2 separate regions of the Homo sapiens genome follow, and region 1 is linked to region 2. Evidence: chromatin contacts called from ENCODE Hi-C or POLR2A ChIA-PET data. All regions are on one chromosome and are shown on one strand. The core of a region is the stretch at or near the end of the contact, and the rest is flanking DNA. Distances in the headings are between cores, read along the strand shown. Region 1 has its middle 63 kb from the start of LINC02527. Region 2 overlaps FYN (FYN proto-oncogene, Src family tyrosine kinase).

Region 1 (5,777 bases), core at 530-3,029, 220 kb before region 2:
ACCTAAGCTGCCAGTTGAGCTTCCCATGGACTGGAAACATGGAAAATGTGAGCTCTTTGTCACAGGGAGGACCTAATAAGAGACCAGGGGCCAGGAGCGGTGGCTCACGCCTATAATCCTGGCACTTTGGGAGGCCGAGGTGGGCGGATCACAAGGTCAGGAGATCAAGACCATCCGGGCTAACACGGTGAAACCCCGCCTCTACTAAATACAAAAAATTAGCCAGGCATGGTGGTACGCGCCTATAGTCCCAGCTACTTGGGAGGCTGAGGCAGGAGAATCGCTTGAACCTGGGAGGTGGAGGTTGTGGTGAGCCAAGATCGAGCCATTACACTGCAGCTTAGGCAACAAGAGCGAAACTCCATCTCAAAAAAAAAAAAGAAGAAGAAGAAAGAGACCAGGAAGATTACATGCTAAACTTTTCATAGATTACCCACATAACACTTCACAGTTATCATAATTGTCTGCTTACAGCTCTCTGTCTGGTACAAGGACTCTGTCTATCACAAGAGATGTTCAATAAATGTCTCCAATGAATAAATTACTGAATGAATGAGAGGTGTTTCCAAGTACACCATTACTATTTACCCAAATAAGAATTTAGCTTGTCTTGGTGTTTGTGTGTACACAAAGAGAAAATAAGGTAAGTCTTTCAGAAAGTACCTTACTACCTGTTTCGGATCTAAGATGGTGAAACCAGTTTTTAAAAAGAGACCACGGATCTTCCAAATGCATATACGTGTATATACTTATATAGCTATACAGAAATACACATATGCTCAAACACACACACACACACACACACACACACACCCACACACACACACAATGAGAAGTGCAGGCATCTGTAAGACTATAGCTTGGGGTAAGGTGACCTTGGACGCTTAAAGGTCATCCTTTACTGACACAATTTATACCCAGTAGCATCAAGAGAGTTTGTACTCATGTTTTCAGATAAATAAAACGACAATAAAAATTTTCTTACATTCCAAGAAATTTTGACTTTAGCTCCTGCCTTTTGTTCCATTCAGATTTTCTCCTTTTTTTCTATAATCTTCCACATGTTTCTCACACCATTAAGTGATTTTGTTACTATGGAAACCACACAGTCTGCATAAGGCTCAAGTATGATGTCAACTTAGAGAGTGATTTGAAATGTGTCCCATGGCCTGATAAAAAGCACTTGGAATAATATTGTGATGTGTCTATATAAACACATATCTGGGAATAATACACCTTTTAAAAATACAGGTGGGTATATGGGTGGGCAAACATGATTAATGAAGAATTCACTTACAGATACTGCTCCAAATGAAAATAAAGCTTGGTTAGGAAATGCCAGGTTTATAAAATCATGGTAATTATGAGTTAGAGCATGCAGAGTTTATCCCTTACATGCAAACTTTGCCTTGTTTGTGAAGTACTTAAATCCTAGCTTTCTAAAAGAGCTTTCCTAGAAATATTTAAAAACAGCACAGTGAACATCTAAGGAGAAAATTTTAGGTGACTTTCCGCCTGGAGGGGAAAGATAAAGAAGCTCTCCTCTTGGGGTGGTTTCTAAGCCTCTGGGTCCTTAATTCTCCGGCTGGAGATCTTGTTCTCATTTCCTAGGCAAAGTCCTGCCTTCAGACTAACACATATGTTTCTGATGTCATCATCTGGCCGTGAGTCTGTACATGATTCAGTGGCAGTGGAATCTCCCCTAATACTCTGAAATCACTTATTACACTGATAACAGTGGGGCGGGGGTGGGGGGACATGGAGGAGACTGGGAACCCTCGACCAAAAATCTCCCTAGGCTGTCTACTTGAGGACAAGCCACAAATCTGTGAGAGCTGTCAGACAACAAAGTAAGTGGCATGGAAGGCAAGCTCTGCTCCCTCCTCCTCTCCTCCTCAGCCGCCCTTCCTTCCGTCAGATCACTCGCAAGCGAGTCATCGCAACAACACTCCCGAGAACATTCTTGTTGGGTAATAAGAAAGCATAATTATATACTTCAGAGCTGTTGAGGTTTTCTTCTAGTTTCAAAACAATGAACATCCTGTGGAAAGATAGTGCCACTTGTGAATAAGCTGAGATTCTTTCCCCTGAACAACACACAGACAGTGGTTTGGAGGAAAAACCAGAGGACGGCCCTATTTAATGATTTTATTCCTTGGGTAACCTAACTGCATTGTTCTGTGGTACTCCCAGAAACAGGCTTCTGAAAGCATAATTATAAGTGTAATATCTTCAAAACTAAATATTGCGTTCTCTCCCTCTGTCTCTTTCTGTCTCTGCACACATGAGGACACACACACACACACACATACACTCTGAACAGGCCATCTAGTGCTGAGAGAAATGGAGTTGTTTCTAAGTTCATAGCAGGCAAAACTCGAAACTGACTTCAGTAACGTGTTATTGGTTTATTCACGTATTCCTAGTTCTCACCCCAGGCGTGATGAGTGAAGATGTGGAAAGGATTTCAAGTGTCTCCATAAGTGACATGGTGGTCTTTCTGGATTTGGAATCAGAGTGAAGCTCCATGAATGTGCAGAATTATGGGCTTTCCAGAGGCAGCCATTGGTTCCTGTGATTATCATCCCAACATTCCTCAGAGTCCCACAGAAAGTCACAAGAAACAGTTGTTGCTGGAGCTGAAGAAAACAACATTTAACATTTCAAAAATGCCAATCCTTTCAGTGCTCCTGTTTACTAATTATTGTCCATATGACTTCACAGGTGAGGAGATGGAGACCCAAAAAATGCCCTAGGCATTCCTATCTCAGTCTTTGTTCAGACTGAACTTCCAGAGCCCAGACTCTTCGCTTATGGCTAAATCAGGCCGTCCTTCAGAGAAGGCTGAGTTGCTTGTAAACCATCATGTAAGTGTGGTTCCTTGAACCACAGCCCACTAAACTCTCAGTTCCACTCTGATGGCCTCAGCAAAACATGCTTCCAAATAAAAACATCACATTGGTGATTTTATAAGGCTTAGGTCAAGTTCTTTTGACCACATGGACCCTGCCACGCGGAAATGAAAATTGTCAATAGCTGTTAGAAAATAACATCCCACAAGACGAAGCAAAGTATTCTGGAGCTCACACAACCACTAGTCACTGCCTGACTCTAGACCACAGACTCATGGAGATTCTGAGGCAGACACTGGGGATTTGATTGATTTTACTTTGGTGATGGCTTGGGACATATGATTTTCCTTCCTGAAAATCTGCTTTCTGGCAGTAAAAACCAAACCTAGGGGAATGAGTCATTTTTCCTCACCCAACTTTGGGTTCTGCTTCTCAACCAACTGGGAAATTTTGGAAACTCCAGTTTTTATGAGTGTGCAAGTGTGCACATGAGTATGCACACACATGTGTGGATGGGAAAGAGAGTGAGAGGGAGAGAGATTGATTGTGGGAAGGAGTAGGGAATGAAGAAAAATATATTTATCCTAGAGCCAATTTCTACCTGATAATTCATATTTTTAGCCTGTGGCCTTGAAGATGACTGTCATTTTATTGGCACAAATGACTTGCTGTGCAGTTTGCTGAGTAAGTGTTTTTTGTTGTTGTTGTCATTTTTTTTCTTTTTTTCTTTTTTTTAGTAGGAAAAAAATCTCAGCCATATGGGGAAAATGCTTTGGCAGATGGAGCACATCTATTCCAGACCCCAGGTCCTTCACGGCCAAGAATCTTACTCTCCTTTGTGTTAGGCCCATTCATTGATGGGGAAACAAACGCCAAGAGTTTCCCAATATCGGTGCTGAGGATTTCTGAAATGAAGAGAAATCTGGACCATTGCAGAGAACTCAATTGAAACAAAACATCTAATGTGCTTGGCCTCGAGGTTAAGAGGGCTCTTTACTCAGATAAACAGTAACAAGGCTGAGCCCTGTACAAAGTGGCACGTCGTCTCCCTTGATCTGAGTGTGCTCTGAGCTCCAGCAATACAGGAATTAAGAGAGGTTGTTTGTAATTAAACTGCTCAGACGATGAACCTCACTCTTTAAATCTGAAGAGAGACTGAAACAATAGTACTAGATTCATAGGTAACCAAGTATTTTTATTTTGTCCCAAGAGCAGAACATGAGTTTATTTGGGAAGGCTTTTAATGGAATATTTTCAAGGGGGTGAGAAACCTACCTGTTCTCTTCAGCATCCAAGTCTCAATTTTCACAAACACTCAATTAACATGCACATATATGCAAATTCTGCTGCATATTTTGGATCACGTAGATAGCCACTTTTAGGAGACAAAGAAATAGATGACTCCTCTCCAGAGCTGATAATCTACCAGAGGTAGAGTTGATACATGTGAATGGAAAACTAAAAATACAAGGGTAACCACTGTGAGGTTAACTCATCAGGGTAGAAGCAAATAAAATGTTTTTTTGATGTGTTTATTTATACAACAAATATAAATTCAGCACCTACCATGTGTCAGGCACTGTTCAAGGTTCTGGGAATAAACAGAGACCATAATAGACCGAAAAAAAAAAATCCCTGTCTTTGGATTATTAGATCCTAATGAAAAGAGTCTAACATAGGAACAGAAAACCAAATACCACATGTTGTAAGTGGAAGCTAAATATAAGAACTTACAACACAAAGAAGGAAATAACAGACACTGGAGTCTGCATGAAGGAGAGAAGCAAAAAAGAGAACTATTGGGTACTAGGCTTAATAGCTGGGTGATGAAATAGTAAGTACAACAAACCCCTGTGACGTGTGTTTACCTATGTAACAAACCTTCACATGTACCCCCAAGCCTAAAATAAAAGTTAAAAGAAACAAAAATTGTGTAAAGTAAATTTATCTTAAAAAAAGGAGTCAGGCAGTAAAATGTAAAAAATACATTGAGATGAATTATATCAGGAACCAATTATTATTTTAGAGAGACAGTTAACAGCTGCCTGACCATCACTGGATGGTCGCCTGACACTCCTGGTGTGTGTGTGTGTGTGTGTGTGCGTGTGTGTGTGTGTGCGTGTATCGGGGGCCGCCCTTTCCGGCCCTACTCGTATCTGACTAGCTACCTATTATAATATTTTCACATACCAAAAAATGGATTCAAAACCTCATCTCAGTCTGAATGTATGAATTTTCTCTTTGTCCAACAACTATCTAAATTTGATACTACTTTTGCATGAATGTGTGCATGCCTCCTTCTCTTCAAACACACTACACCCATCAAATGAGAAATAAAAAACTAAATACAATTCTTTACATTCATATTATGCTTTTATTATTATTCATGTCTTGAATATGTATTTAACAAGTATCTATTAGGTGCCTACTCTGAACCAGGCACCTTCCTAGGCCATGGAGATGCCATGGTGAGAAAGACAAACCCTGTCTTCATGGAGCATACAGTCTTATCCTGTGTTAAAAAACTGACCTAACAGATAAATGGTCCTCATATCCATTGATTACAAATAGAATGACTAGGATGAACTATTGAAAAAAGACTAAATTATCAGACTTACTATTCTCAATCACAACCAAAGAGTCTATTGAGACATCCAAACCAATTAATGACAATACAATTGGTAAAAAAAGATTCATAGAAAACTATGTTGCTTAAACAAAGATGTTCATTATTTCTGTGACCACAGTCAGCAAACTGTGATCCTGGATCACCGTTTGTAGGATATGAATTTATCCTACTACGTGCCAGGCACTGTTCTGGGAGCTGAATAAGCAAGCCTGTAGAATGAGCTGATGTTGGACAGGAAAGCAGAGGCCAGATCATGGAGAGCTATCCAGGCCATTGAGAAGAGTGTGCCTGCTGGA
Region 2 (5,352 bases), core at 2,365-4,864:
ACAGAATTTCGAGTCCTTTTAACATCGTATTACTGTTAACAAGTTCTAAATTCTGTGTGGTCATGCTTTGAGAGACTGTCAGATTATACACACACACTCAGGTTGTGTGTGTGTTTGTGTGTTTGTGTTAAGGAATGTTTTAGTGGGCACCTATTAAGGAAGCCTCTCAGGAAACTACTGTATATTAAGGCCAAAACCAACTGAACCCATCATACGATTTCTCTCCCTCAAGGAAAGCAAATGAGAATGAGCGACTGTAACCCTTGCCTGTTGTTCATAAGCATGTACACCAGGATCTGTGTGATCCTTTTCCTGAAGATAAACAGCATACTGCTCAAGGAAGGAAAACAACGCATAGCAACAAATTTCCTGTTTTTTAAAGAAAGATCCAACTTGGTTTAGAAATTATGCTGGCTTGCTTTCTATGTTTCTAATAGAGAATAAGGAGAAACTTGCTTCTCATTTGCCGACATGAGGTAAGTGTTATGTCTGAAAGTTCCAGAGATCACAGTTTATACATTGAAGAAAGGTAGTAAAAGGTTTGCGAAGACCTCCTTCCCCGTGGGAGAGGTGCCCTACTGTGCATGCCGGGAGTTGGCTGTGGGTCATGGGCACAGTACCCCTCACCCAAATGATTCTTCCCAACCATCAAGAAAGTAAACCCCAACTTGGGGCCCAGAAATATTCAGACAGTAGAAGAGTTCCACATTCAGACAGACGATAAAAGAAATATCTTCATATTGCCTAGCATTGAATTTGATAAGGAATAGAGGAACAGTATTGTCCTTCTGACCGGGCTCTGTCTCTTGCTGCCTAAAATTTTATTATCATTGCATTTAAAAAAATCAAAGTTCAGTCTTACTAGAATGGATAGAATGGGTAAGTGTAGCTTCTAGTTTGGTGAGTCCTTCACTGTTTCTTCCTACTAACCTCCCTAGCTCAGTCTGGCTAAGGGCAGGGCCTCCATGATGACCAGCAAAACTTCTCTCTGGTTAAGCTGAGCTTGGTTTGTTAAGCAACTATACCCAACATGTTTATATCAAAAGCACCTGTGTTTCTCAGTGTTTCTGGAATCCCAACTTAAGTGAGGCCGGAGCTAATGCTGTATTTCAGTAAATACCACATTAGATCACACTTTTAAGCAGCCATGTCAAACAATTGACTTAAATTGAAATTACTTTCAGCTAACACTTCCCCACAAATTGTTTTTACACATGCTGCTGCTAAACCACATGTCCACCGTCCTGTACTTAGGCAACTTTTTTTTTTTTTTGGTTTAGGCCCTCACATTTGTCCTTACTAATTTTATCATGTCAGTTGTGGCCTAATACTCCAGCCTACCAAGATATTTTTATATCTTGAGATTGTCACTCCTGTCCCTTCAAAAGTTTGTTCCATCTGAATATTTCACCATACAAATTTTCAATATCTTCATCTAAGATGTTGACAAGTTTTTGAAGAGCTCAGAGCCCCATTTTAGGCCTCCTGAGACCACCTTCTAGGTGGACCTGAGCTCACCAATCAGCCCCACTTAAATATTATAATTCACTTCATTGTTCTAGTATCTAGCCCACATTTTCCTATCTTATTCCCAAAGGTATTATGAGAGGCCTTTTTGGATAATGCATTACTGAAATCTGTAAAGAACCACACTTCTCTGACCCCTGTCAAAATAGAAAGTGGCATGACTATTCCTCCTATGAAAGCATCCTGTATGGAGGATCAGACCAAATGCTAAAACACTTTAGTAGGTTTACCTAAATACAGCTTGTCTTTCATATATCATGCCTTGACACTTCTTCTGCAAGACCAGTTTTTTCTGTAAGACTAATTGATATTGAGATTTCAATATATATAGAAATGGGACTAAATTTTATCCAAAGCTATTTTTGCCTCTATTTTGGGGGCATTCAAGTTAATTTCCCCCACTTACACTAAACTGTCAAATACTAGAATGTGGAAGCTTGAATATTAGAGATAAGTAAGTGCCCAGTTCCATTCCACCAGTTCACAGCCCTGTCTATCCCTCCATCCCACCCTCACCACCACCCTCCTAAAGCAAGATTATTAACACTGAACTGGACTGCTAAAACTTCTTCCTAGCATCTTTCAGGTGCTTTTGTGGCAGAGCCATTCTGCATGGAGCTGCCAGACCAAGTGTCATTCTTGCTTAGAACTCTTCAGAGCCTCCCCTCTGAGCTCCAAATTCAGTCCAAGTCCTCTCTTGGCTGCTTGCCTGATCAGAGGAGCCACTGCCTCCCCACTCAGACCCTATTCCACCTGGTGGACTTGTCACTCTTCCCTAAATGTCTTCCATGCCTCCCTGATGCCCATCTTTGCCCTGGCTTTTCCTGTGGCCAGGAATGTCTCAACCCTGCTCTAGATTTAGAAATCTTGCTTCTTTCTCAAACAACAAAATGTCTCTCCTCAATGGAGCCTTGACTGATCTCTCCATTGGAAGTGACTTCTTTTTCCACTAAGCTCCTGTTAGCACCCTACAACTTCCAACTGACAATTGTCTTGCATAGAATTATTTGTACACTTGTTTTATCAAAAGCTGCTCCAGTGGGCTGATAGCTTATTCATCTTTTTAATTCACCAAGGGCTGAGCATTTAGTAGAGAGGATGTATTTGTTGGATGGATCATGGGTAGATGGATAGATGGAGGAATGGATGGAGTTGAGGTTTAAGAGAGGATAAATAACTTGCCAAGATCACGAAGTTGGACTAATAGAATTAATAATAGACTCAGTTCCCAAATTCAGTATTAACATATTTGTCTAGCACCACTCCACATTCTCTTCCATGGTTTTGCTTTGAACTTTTGGTAGAAGCCTTAGTAATAAACATCCAGTTTTATAAAATAAAGTCTTATATTTGTTTATATTATAAATTTATTACTCCTTGATTTACATGCTTAGGAATATAAATCTGAGAAAAATACATGGTAGGATTTTCCTACCACATTCTAAAAGCTTAAGAAATATCTGAAGCTAAGCATGGTGGCTCATGCCTGTAATCCCAGCACTTTGAGAGGCCGAGGCAAGAGGGTTGCTTGAGCTCAGGAGTTCAACACCAGCCTGGGCAACATAGTGAGACCTTGTTTCTACCAAAAAAAAAGATTATTTACATGTGGTGGTGCACAACTGTAGTCCCAGGTACTGGGAGGCGTAGGTAGAAGGATAGCTTGAGCCCAGGAGGTTGAGGCTGCAGGGAGCTGTGATTGTGCCACTGCACTCCAGCCTAGATGACCGAGCAAGATGCTGTCTCAAAAAAAAAAAGAAAGAATTTGAATGGAGACACTGCCACTTCTGCACATCTGTCCTATATGATTTAAAATATCTCTGAATACCTTGAAAACACTGATCTTTTCAACTCTAAAACTCAGAATTCTCTTAATAAAATAGTATGCTGTAGTTATACTGTGTCAGCAGTTTTGGGGGGTTTTTGTTGTTAATTGTTTGTTGTTTTTGTGAGACATGGGCTAGGGATCTGATGTTAAAAATAGACATTAAGCCCCAGGACAAAATGGCCATTCTACCTAGAGACAGCAGTTCTGGCGTTCTGAGGCCACAGTGTAACATAAACATGATGTTGTCAACCTGAGCCAGGGCTGATTTGCCTCATTTGAATCTGAAAGGGAGCCCACATCCTTCCTGTTGCTACACAAAGATGCTGAAAAGAATTCACAGAGAAAACAAATGGACTAATGCGTGTTATGTTTCCCAGAAGTTCTGTCCCCAGTGCCCCCAAAATAGTAAAATAGTTGGGAATGAGGTTGAGCAAGAAAAGAATAAAGGAATAAAAGTATACAATGCCAAGGAAAGGCCAATAGAAACTATTCTTTTTGCTTTGCTTCTCTTGGTGTTTTTTTCCAGTGTGACTCTGTAGATAATGGCAAAGAGAAATGCAGGGTCATTTTTTCCATTTTCAAGTAAAACTTATTTTGCACAATAGACCCACTGAGGCTTGCACTCATTCATGTCTACGACTCCCATCTCTCCAGTCTCAACAAAAGTGAAGGTGGCCATTGTGTCCTTTCATTGTTCTGTGACTTTGCTGCCCCTTTCTTGCTTTTTAAAATAAGTTCCTTAGAAGTATGGAATGGCGGGAACGCATGCCCTTTGTTTCAGCAATTCAGTCAAAATTTCCCAACTTGCCTTCAATGTTAGTAAAAAAAAAAAAAAAAAAATGACATGAATTGTACTGGCATGAATCTAGGTGGTCTGGCCAACAAAGAAAGGAAAGGAGGGAAGAAAATGAGGAAAGGAGGAGAGAGGAAGAGCCTGCATCCCTAAAATTTCTTTTCTCAACAAATATTTACTTGGTTACCTCTATTACAGGCATTTATGGTCATTGTATTAATTCATTCTCACATTACTGTAAAGAAATACCTGAGACTGAGTAATTTATAAAGAAAAGAGGTATAATTGGCTCGTGGTTCTGCAGGTTGTACAGGAAGCATAGCGGCTTCTGCTTCCAGGGAGGCCTCCGGAAGCTTCCAATCATGGCGGAAGGCAAAGGGGAAGCGAGGCATCTCACATGGTGGGAGCAGGAGAGAGGGCTAGGAGAAAGGTGCTACCCACTTTTAAACAACCAGATCTCACAAGAACTCACTGTCATGAGGACAGTACCAAGGAGGATGGTGCTAAACCATTCATGAGAAACTACCCCCATGACCCAATTACCTCCCACCAGGCCTCACCTCCAAAGTTGGGGATTATAATTCGACATGAGATTTGGACGGAGACATACATGCAAACTGTATCGGTTATGTTGCAGAAAGTCAGAATGGAAGGAATCTGGAGCCAAGTACATAAAGGCAGGAGCTACTTCAAAACGGACATATATGTTAGTAGCAGTTGTACATGCTGTCACTCTTGGATCAGAAGTTAAAGATGTCAGACTTAAACTGGATGTAACAGGGAAATTCTACAGATGTGGGGATGCAAATTATGGGATTTTTTTTTTTTCCAGGAGAAATCATGCAGTCTTCCTAGAGGTCTCCATCATAAGCGAGTTTTCCATCATGTAGGTCATTTATCCCTGTCATTTCTTAATTCCATATTTGTTTCCACACACAGATTTTGAACATATATTTTGAACATATATTTATTTAAAATATTTGTTTTTATCTAGCATTGTGCTGAAAGTTTTACCCTATTATAATTGTGTTATCTACATTTAAGTTTTTTACCTTTTAAGGAAAAGAAAAAGGAGAAACTCTACAATCATGCAAAAAGTATATAATTTGCCTGGGAGATGCAGAATAACTTCTAGCAGATAATTACATGCTTTGAACATGAAAAGAAATAGGGTAGAACCTGAACTAAAAGAGGACCAGGTTCTGTT

The links. A loop is a pair of places that touch in the nucleus more often than their neighbours do. ChIA-PET counts read pairs that join two places held with the same protein, here RNA polymerase II (POLR2A). Pooled maps may share reads with other maps.
Region 1: a loop to region 2 is called in a pooled map, with 2.7 times the contacts of the local background. The contact joins two enhancer-like sites. A Hi-C loop is called at or near these places in 1 of 168 maps with a recorded cell type or tissue (CD4-positive, alpha-beta T cell) and 8 of 50 pooled maps. POLR2A ChIA-PET finds 5 or more read pairs at or near these places in 12 of 52 experiments (CD4-positive, alpha-beta T cell, CD4-positive, alpha-beta memory T cell, CD8-positive, alpha-beta T cell and 6 more).

Annotation. Positions count from the first base shown.
Region 1 is chr6:111,969,478-111,975,254 of GRCh38, reverse strand. No RefSeq gene overlaps it. Among named protein-coding and RNA genes, the nearest start is that of LINC02527, 63 kb to the right of the region's middle. Within about 2 kb of position 1,779, at least 25 of the 41 ENCODE cell types and tissues checked have a DNase peak (open chromatin) inside an H3K27ac peak, as active enhancers do; they include CD4-positive, alpha-beta T cell and CD8-positive, alpha-beta T cell, where a contact is called at or near this core.
Region 2 is chr6:111,749,558-111,754,909 of GRCh38, reverse strand. All of the region lies in intron 3 of FYN (FYN proto-oncogene, Src family tyrosine kinase), which reads left to right. Among named protein-coding and RNA genes, the nearest start is that of FYN, 120 kb to the left of the region's middle. RefSeq lists an enhancer at 3,370-3,942. Within about 2 kb of position 3,614, at least 7 of the 41 ENCODE cell types and tissues checked have a DNase peak (open chromatin) inside an H3K27ac peak, as active enhancers do; they include CD4-positive, alpha-beta T cell and CD8-positive, alpha-beta T cell, where a contact is called at or near this core.